Regions from separate parts of the Homo sapiens genome. Here region 2 is linked to region 1. A link is a contact called in ENCODE Hi-C or POLR2A ChIA-PET data. All regions are on one chromosome and are shown on one strand. Each heading gives the region's core, a stretch centred on a gene start or an enhancer-like site at or near the end of the contact. The rest is flanking DNA. Distances are from core to core; before and after follow the strand shown.

Region 1 (4,872 bases), core at 1,171-3,670:
AGATGGGCGCTTCAAAAGCCAATTTGTGTAGTGTAATTTATTCTAGCTGCCCAGTGGAAGTAAGTCATACCCTTGGGCCCTCTCATAATGCAGGTTATTTTATTTTTTAAGTTGGATGAGCATTTCTCACATCATTCAGGTGCACTAGGTATCTAAGAGAAAAATCTCTCACCCTGGGGGTTATATGTACTCTGCTTCCCAGGACTCAGGCTTACTACCAGATGGACTATGCAGCAGTTGACCCCTTTCCCTGCATTCAGCTGAGAACCTTCCTGAACAAGAAGCCTTCATGAGAGAAAGGATGAACAGGAAAGCAGTTCCCAGTCAGGAACCCCTTTGATATTTTACAGGATATCTCTATCTCCAACATATTCCATAATGCCAAACTTTCTATAAGATGTTAAGGAAGTACATTCAATGTCAATGGTAATAAGCATGAGCCTGCACTGAGAACCTGCTTTGCTACATTGTCTTAGGAAATCCTCACAACAGACTTTGGAAGAAGAGTTATTTTCTTTCTATACAGAAGGTCACTTGAGCTCAGTGAGGCGTGGTAGACTTACTCACTATTACCCAACTTGTAATGTGAAGAGCCAGATTGTTACCCCAAATCTTTGTGATTCTTTTTTCACATCACCCCATGCTTCTTCAAGGCACACTACTGAACTATAAATGGAATAGAAAATAAATAACGTTTCTCAGGACTGAGTTAAACCATTTCTTTGTCCACTCAAAGCATAGATCCATTTTCCTCCTGACTTGCTTGGGTGGAGATAAAGTCAGCCTCAAATCAAAAGATCTAATGCCAATAAATATTATTGTAATTAACGTAGGTAGTTTTTGAGACCCAGATAAGCTATCAATTCAGCTTGATTGGGTAAGATCACGTAGCAGCGCCTAATTTAGAAATCATGCATGGTTATACTGATAAGTTTTTATTTCTGCCGAACTTTATGCCAAGTAAATGCTATCTACCAAGAAACTTCAGGGTGCATTTCCTTAATCTTTACTAATTATTCTGTTGACTAAGTGAAAATTAAAATTCTTATCCAGAACAAGCACTTTCTAAGAACTATCTTGTGCCCTGAGGCATCTTTCATGTGAGGTAGCAGATGTCTCACCTGACAGTCTTTGGCAAAACTTTTCATCTTTAATCTGCAGGTTTAAATTCTGCCATGCTGTTTTTTAATCATCATTTAACTTCTGTTCTTACTGTTTCATTTATCCTGCAGTTCCGAGTGGAGCTGTGTGATTCTGGAAATAATATTCTCTAGTGTAAGTGTGCTCATTTTAAAAAGTAGAAAAAAATACTTTCTCACATACTTCAAACTTATAAACTATTCCAAGGTATCTACTTTCCCCTCAGCCCTGCAAAACACCATTTAATACATCTGTCTTTTAACACAATTCATTTTTCTCTATTTCTTATTTATTCATCAGTTCCCACTTAACAATGGTTAAAAGAAATGGGGTGATGGGTCTTTTCTCTCTACCATATTCTCTTAGATTTTTGTTAAATTCATTATACTTTTATAACAGTTTATCAGGAATCTATTATATGCTTTGTACAAGGATAGATAATTTGGTGAATAAGAAATATATATTTTATATATCTGCATAAATACATACTCACATATATAAAACAATAGATTATAATTTCAGATTGTAATAGAGATGCTGAACTACTTCTACAAACTTGGTTAAAAGACTGTTTACTTTTCTGAATAGTCATCCTCTTTGAAGTTATTAGCTGAGGGTAGAAGAGGCCACTTACTATCAATTCATATCCATACTGGTAGACAGATTATCGGGCCCACAAAGATGTCCACACCATAATTCCTGGAAACTGTCTATGCAGATGTGATTACCTAGAAGACCTTAGAGTGGGAAGATTATTGTGGGTTATCCTGGTGGACCAAATGCCTTCTCAAGAGTCCATATGAGAGGAAGGCAGGAGGGTCAGAGTCAAGGAAATGTGATGATGTGAGCTGAGTGGGGAAAAGGCAACAAAGCAAAAAGAGAGAGAGATTGGAAGATGTTGTGCTGCTAACTCTGAAGATGAGAGAATGAGCCACAAGCCAAGGAGTACTGGCAGCCTCTAGATGCCAGAAAAGGCAAGGATTGGATTCTCCCCTGGAGTCATCAGAAGCATCACAGCCCTGCCAACCCTTTTTAGATTTCTAACCTATGGAACTCTATAATAAATTTGGTCGTTTTGAGCCACTAAAGTTGGTGGTAACTTTTATAGCAGCAATAGGAAACTAATGCATCTACCAAATCAATTCTGACAAAGAATAAAATGACAACTGTCATAGTCAGGTTGCCTTGACACTGGAGTTTGTGCAATCAAGACTTGTGCATAAGAGAGAACGAACCTTCACTGATGTCCATGGCTGTAGGCCAGTGCCTCGTGATCCTTATGGTCATTGTGTTACACAGTAGTATCAACCTTTTGTGGTTTTGCAAGTCTCAGTCTGTCTCAGAAGGCAGAGCATATGTGTTTACCATAAAGGAGAAATCATTCTCAGTGTCAGTCATGTGAATAGAGGCACGTCTTCAAAGCTGTGAGTCCAAGAAAGGGAATTCAGTGCCTCCCCTTTGATCTGGACGCTGAGGTGACTAACCAGAGCAGAAGGGATCAAAGCAAGCTTTATCCTGTAGAATCATGCCAGGAACCAGCAAAACAGGACCTTGGAAGTCTGTGATTTTCCTCTGGAATCCAGGCTAGCATGCCTGGTCTACAATCCTAAGGGACTGACTATATTTTATAAATGCATTTATTTTCATCTCTTACTTGTTAGTAAACTAGGAAAAAGGTTCCATTTTTTGCGACTTTAAAAAATGCATTTTCTCAGGGAATCTGTAGGATATTTATGCAGGAATTGTAAAAGATATTTATATAAGGGGTCATCTTTCCACATTTGAGCCAGTATTTTATAGGAAAGGCCAGCATGACTGCAGCAACAGCAATTAGAGAATAATCCCAAGTGATTTTCAGGGATCTAGTCTAGGACGGGGACTGGATGTTCTTTTCCACCAGCTCATTCTCTTTTTTCTGATAATCTTGAGGATGCCAGTTTTATTTTTATTGAGAAAAGCTGCATTTCAGGGCAGCATGGTGAGTGCGGTGGGAAAGCAGGAGCACACTCACATGGATTGGAAAACTTAAGGGCAGCAGGGAGACAGGAGCCAAGTCTTAAAAGGTAAAAGGATCTGAATAGGTAAAAAGGAGGAAGGAGAATGCACTGGGCAGAGAGACGACTGTGAATGTAGGGAAGGCAGCAGGAATAAACCCCACTGTATCCCTAGAGCCCCAGGTGCTGACTGGAGCGGGAATTAAGGCAGGACCAGGTAGGACTGTAAACTATTACTAATGGGGTGTACAGCAGGAAGCCATTCTCTCTCCAGGAAGTGAAACAACATGATGACATTAGTGTGCCAGGAAGACAGGTGGCAGTAAAGAAAGACAGCATGATGGGAATATTGACCAATCACAAGAAAAGGCTGGTGTGCAAGGACCACCTATGCAAGCATGGTAGGCACAGGGATAGAGAGGAAGATGGGATGAGCCTGATAATACATGGAGGAAAACATGCCAAAGCTTAGAAGTACATTGGATATAAGAAAAATGGAAATAGATGAGGGTACGTTTGAAAAAATACGAAGAATTTAATAAGGCAGGTATATCAGTTTGTTAGGGCTGCTATGACAAAGTACTACAGACTGGTGGCTCAAACAACAGAAATATATCCTTTCACAACTCTGGAGGCTAGACGTCTGAGAGCAAGGTGTCAGCAAGGATGCTTCTCCTGAGGCCTCTCTCCTTGGCTTGTAGATGACCGACTCCTCCCTGTGTCTTCACATGGCCTTCCCTCTGTACCTGCTCTCCTCTTCTTAGAAGGACACCAGTCATATTGGATTAGGGCCCCCTCTAATGACCTCATCTTAACTTAATGGCCACTTTAAAAACCCTATCTCCAAATACGGTCACACTCTGAGGTACTGAGGGTTAGGACTTCAACATACGAATTTTAGGGGACCCAACTCAGCCCCTATCAGTAAGGTAAATTGGGGAGAGGGAGCAAGAAGACAGTAAGTTTAATTTTGAACAAGTTGAATTAAGGAGCTATCAAGCGAGCCTCCTACAATCTCCTGCTATAAAGGTTCCTAAGTGGCAAAATTACTTGCAGTCCCCAAAGGATGATTCATTTGTTTTAGGAACTGCCAAGGCAATAAAATGTTGGGAACTCTAGAAATCAATTTCCTATGGATCCTGAAGCCCAGAGAGACTCCTAATTTTCTGTAGCACTCTACGACGCTTTTATACCAAAATGTCTCACAGTGTGTTCCACAGGTCATTAGCCCCATTAAATGCGGCGTAATCACAAGCTTTCTGTAGCCAAATAAATTTGAGAGGGCCTGCATACTATGGTATCCACCTGGAGAACCACAATGCACATTGATAAAGGCAATTAGAAATCTTTCAGCAAATAAATGGCAGGGTTTGTTTTTGCTTAATCTGCGTTCTCAATCTGATTTGACCATAAACACTTTTGCTTAATATAGTCTCTTTCATGTCCTACAGAATAGAGTTCTGTGAAAAGCTGTTCTTAGACCTATCTTGAAACTTGAATTTTGGCCTCAATGTCCCCACATTAGGATTTTGAGTATAACATCATCAGGGCATGAGATAGCCCTCTGACACCTAGAAATAATGTATGCTGAAAGCACCAAGCTATGGAACCTGCGATAGGGAGAAGAAAGTAATGAGGGCAGCTGTTCTCTATTGCTCTAGGCAGAAAGAATAATGCCCCCCACCACATACACACACACACACACACACACACACACACACACACACACACACACAAA
Region 2 (4,700 bases), core at 840-3,339, 57 kb after region 1:
AAATGGAATATACAAAAAGTTAATATAGAATACAGAAACTTGGCCAGGCACGGTGGCTCATGCCTGTAATCCCAGCACTTTGGAAGACTGGGAGGGGCAGGTCACTTGAGGCCAGGAGTTCAAACAAGCATGGCCAACATGTGAAACCACATCTCTACTAAAAAAAAAATAATAATACAAAAATTATCCAGGCATGGTGGCATGTGTTTGTAATCCTAGCTACTCAGGAGACTGAGGCAGGAGAATCACTTGAACCTGGAAGGCAGAGGTTGCAGTGAGCCAAGATCATGCCACCGCACTCCAGCCTGGATGACAGAGCAAGAATCCATCTCAAAAAAAAAAAAAAAAAGGAATAAAGAAATTTGGTTTTTCTGAAACATTTCAGTTCATTTATCATTCTAATAATTCTTGTGTTCCATTTTAAGGGACTAGACAAAAAAGCTGAAATTTTAATCACCACTCTATTTTGATACAAATATTTATGACACTATGGTTTATTCAGTGGGTATCTAAGTTTTTTAAAAGAAATGTTTCAACAAATTTCTATTACTTACCTCATTTTAATATCTGAAATTTCTTGTAGTTCATTAAAGTTAAGTCAATGTGCCTGTGGTACCACTTTATGTTTATGAACAATATGAACATGCCCAACTGCAAAAATTGTGTAAGCCACTTGATGCTGAGTTTGTGGTTGATGACATTGGATTTTCTTATAACAATCAATGACATGAAAGATATTCCTCAAGCTCAGTGGAGAGGAAATTCTGAAAAATTCTCCTATTTCATGCTATTATTAGGCTTATAACATCCTTTCTTTACACAAGTTCTGTTGTTATATCTGTCATATCTTTCCTTGACTTGCATGGCTGATTTTTTGGAAGAAAAAATATTCATTAAAAATGCATCTAAATGACATATCCTAAGCTAGAAAAACTACATCATTTTCTCTCAGATCTAGAGACTAGCACAATTGCTGTTTATTTCTTGCTTTAAAAGACTCTCATTACTATGGACAGCCATGTGTCAGTTAGAACATTTGTTGAGAATCACTGGTAAGAAATCATCTAAGCTGTTGACTAAATGCTGATTCATTTGTTACTCAGCTGCAAAGGAATCACAGCCAACTGGTGATTATTCAGCTCTTTAGTTTAGCAAATACCTGAGCACCTACTTCTGTACCACGTGCTCTCACTATATCAGAGAGCAGAGGTCAGCAACGGTCTTTGCTAAAGGGACAGACAGAAAATATTTCAGGCTTTGCGGGCCATAAAAAAAAAAATCTGTCACAATTGCTCAACTCTGTTGCATCATAAAAGCAGCTAGAGAAAATATGTAAAACAATGGATGTGGCTGTATTGCAATAAAACTGTATTTACATCAGGCCTGATTTGGCCTGTGAGCTCTAGTTTGCCAGTTGCCCTCATGGAACAGGGAGAATGGGACAGAGAATTGGGATGGCAGAAACTGCTTACTCTTTGAAGTCTACAATGTACTTTGTTTCTTTCTCTGCCTGGAAAACTCCTTTTCATTTTTCCATGCTAGCTCACATATTCTTTTCTTCCATGAAGTTATTCTCAGATTCACCAGATAGTTTTCTGGATTTTCACTGTACTATTATGACTACTAATTTTCAAATCTGCTATTCTTGCTAAACAATGGGCTCCTTGGGAAAAAAAGCACCTCTTTGACCCAATTAAAGGCATATTGTATACAATATGGCCAGTTCCCTTGGAGTTGAGCAACTTGGTGGCCCTTTTTGGGGACAGGAAAAATATCTCATCTCTGTATCCTCATCATAGTAGAGTGTCATCATTTAATGAACAAATAAATATAAGGAAGAAAGTGATAAGAAAAATAAACAACATGTTCCATGAACTCAGAAGAATTAGAGAACGCCTTCAACTGGAGAAATGAGAGAAAGGTATACAGAAGTCTGAGTGAGGATATGTAAAGCAGGAAATAGCATCTATTGTAGACCCTGTGTATAGCAGGCAGCCTCCAGCATGGCCTACAATGATCCTTGCCTCTGGATATTCATGCCCTGTGCATTCTTCTCATGCTTTTTGGCTGAATATAATGACATAATTACTTACTCAGAATGAATAACATAGATGTGGTGAAAGATCTCTTCCAAGATTAGATTTAAAAGATACTGTGACATCTGCTTTGATCACTCTCTCCCTCAATCACTCTGAGAGAAACCAGGTGACACATTGTGGGCTGTCTCATGGAAGGGCCTTATGTAAAGGAACTGATGTCTCCAGTGTCAGCCAATCTCCAGCCAGGACCTGAGGCCTTGCAGCAGTCACAGAAGGGAGCTTGGAAATGGAGCCTTTATGAGTCCAACCTCAAGATGATAGAAGCTCCAGCAGATACCTGGATTGCAACCCTGTGAGACACTCTGAGCTAGAAACACCCAGCTGTCCTGCTCTGGGTTTCTGACTCAAAGAAACTCTGAGGTAATAAATGGGTGTTCTTTTAAGCTGCTAAATTTTGAGGTAATTTGCTACACAGCAATAGATAACTAATACATGATGTTAAGTATTTTAGATACATTTTCCCATTAAATCCTCACAATAAACTTACATAGTACACAATTAGTCAATTCTACTGATGCTATGGTTTGGATGTGGTTTATCCCTGCCAAAACTCATGTTGAAATTTGATCACCTGTATGGCAGTGTTGGGAGGTAGGACCCAGTGGAAGGTGTTTGGGTCATGGAATGGATGGATCCTTCATAAATCCTTCTTATGGGAGAGTTCTTACTCTTACAGGACTGGATTAGTTCCTATGAGAGCAAGGTGTTACAAAGAGTCTGGATTCCTTGGTTTCTCTCTTCTGCTTCCTCTCTCTCCATGTGATCTCTGTGCACATGCCTGCTCCCCTTTCACATTCTGCCATGAGTTGAAACAGCATGAGGCCCTCACCAGATGCAGCTGCCCAATCTTGGACTTTGCATCCAACAGAATTATAAGCAAATAAGCCTATGTTTTTTATAAACTACCCAGCCTGAGATATTTTGTTTTAGCAACACGAGATGAACTGGGACCTCTGATAAGGAAATAAAGGCTCTGGAGACTATAGAGTCTGTCCAAAAATGCCTGGTTAGTAAGTAGCAAACATGCTATTCAAATCTTTGCTCTTTCAGTCACCACACACCAGGATAGGCATGAAATAAGTGAAAAAATGAGGCTAGAGAAAGAGATTGCCCTAAAAGTCACCATGCAAAGTCTGCTCTATTTCAGGAGACCCTGAAAAAACATCAGTGATTTTGTCCAGTTCACCATACAAGCAAGACCTATATAGCATGTCATCATGAAATCAACTTTTTTAAGGAGTCTCTCACTATCTCTTTAAATCTGCTCAGTAAGACTATCCTCCTTCTCTGGAAAAAAAATGCTGAGTCTCATTTTTGGTCAATCTTAATTGATAGAAATGGTTACTTTGTCCCAGATATAATCTTAATTCAGTGATTAAGTTTATCAGATTTAATACACTGGTCAATCCTTCAACCCTCATTCAGATGTAATGCCTTGCCCTTCTTTCAGCAGCAGATGGGCTACTGGGTGCCTGCAGGCAGCATGCAACTGACCTTTTATTTCTACCTCATGATGAACAGCTGTCTCACTTGCCAGCTGGTATTTCTTGTCCACCAGGATTGAAGCGGGTAGCAGTGGGAAGGAAGAACATGGTGGTTGGAAAAACTCATCCTGTCTAATACTGTTGTGAGAAGGTTTCGTAATTTCTGGACCTAGAAACTACTTGAAGTTGACTTCTCACATACTTTCTTCAGAGTCTCCTGTGCCCCCACCCACTCCCGACTGCCTGCAACAACCTTGACAGAACCTGGATCTTGCCTTCAACCAGCCTCTCCTCATCCCCAGTCAGCTTTTATCCCTAGCAGTGTTCTTCACACAACTTTACTTGGGTCCCTCCACTCCAACATCTGCTCTCTGGAGCGGAATCCCCTTTCAAATCATCCCAGACTCATGTTCCTGCTGAAGGGGCTGTGCATTGGCATCCTTGGTGTAGCCCTTTACTAGGTTGCAAAACACTGCCTCAGCTTCCTCTTGCAGGAGCTAGGGATCATCCTGAAGTATCCTTCAACTTCAGGGAACATGTAGTTCCCCCCATTGAAGCACCCCTGTTTAGTCTTGAAGATCCACCCATCTCCGCTGATTGCCAGTGGGTAGGGCTCACAGCACAGCTCTTTCCAATAATATCCTCAAAATCATCTCCCAACTTCAATCTCCCAACTCACCAAAACATTCCTTATGGGTGGGGAATATCAGATTTATGAAGCTGACTCTCAGATATCTCCTTTGAAAATCTGTTTCTAGTCTAGTATATTGCTGAAATTTCAACTTTAACATCGAGTTATAGCACAAGCAGAGTTTTGCTTTAGGGGGATTCATCTCGTGTATGTGGGTGAAATTGAAGTTGGAAGGCACTGAGGGAGGGAGACAAAATAAGCAGCTATTGAAAAATCTAAGCTACAGACAACTCAGGGCTGAACTAGGGTAGTTGTAGTGGGAATGAGTATAGAAAGCTTGTTTCAAGAGTCATGGATGAGGTAGATCAGTAGGAACTGAATTAATGTGAATAGAAAGAGGGGCTTGAGAGCTGGAAGGAAAGTTTGGTCAATAATAGAAACCAGAATTCAGAAGGAGTGTATTTGAAGGGATAAATAGGCTGATCA

The links. A loop is a pair of places that touch in the nucleus more often than their neighbours do. ChIA-PET counts read pairs that join two places held with the same protein, here RNA polymerase II (POLR2A). Pooled maps may share reads with other maps.
Region 2: a loop to region 1 is called in a map of mammary epithelial cell, with 4 times the contacts of the local background. The contact joins two enhancer-like sites. A Hi-C loop is called at or near these places in 4 of 168 maps with a recorded cell type or tissue (Caco-2, lower leg skin and mammary epithelial cell) and 1 of 50 pooled maps. POLR2A ChIA-PET finds 5 or more read pairs at or near these places in 1 of 52 experiments (MCF 10A).

The regions. Positions count from the first base shown.
Region 1 is chr5:13,508,256-13,513,127 of GRCh38, forward strand. All of the region lies in intron 4 of LOC105374660 (a long non-coding RNA gene), which reads right to left. Among named protein-coding and RNA genes, the nearest start is that of DNAH5-AS1, 350 kb to the right of the region's middle. RefSeq lists a silencer at 2,284-2,578. Within about 2 kb of position 2,421, at least 2 of the 41 ENCODE cell types and tissues checked have a DNase peak (open chromatin) inside an H3K27ac peak, as active enhancers do; they include mammary epithelial cell, where a contact is called at or near this core.
Region 2 is chr5:13,565,887-13,570,586 of GRCh38, forward strand. All of the region lies in intron 3 of LOC105374660 (a long non-coding RNA gene), which reads right to left. Among named protein-coding and RNA genes, the nearest start is that of DNAH5-AS1, 290 kb to the right of the region's middle. RefSeq lists an enhancer at 1,318-2,517. Within about 2 kb of position 2,090, at least 4 of the 41 ENCODE cell types and tissues checked have a DNase peak (open chromatin) inside an H3K27ac peak, as active enhancers do; they include mammary epithelial cell, where a contact is called at or near this core.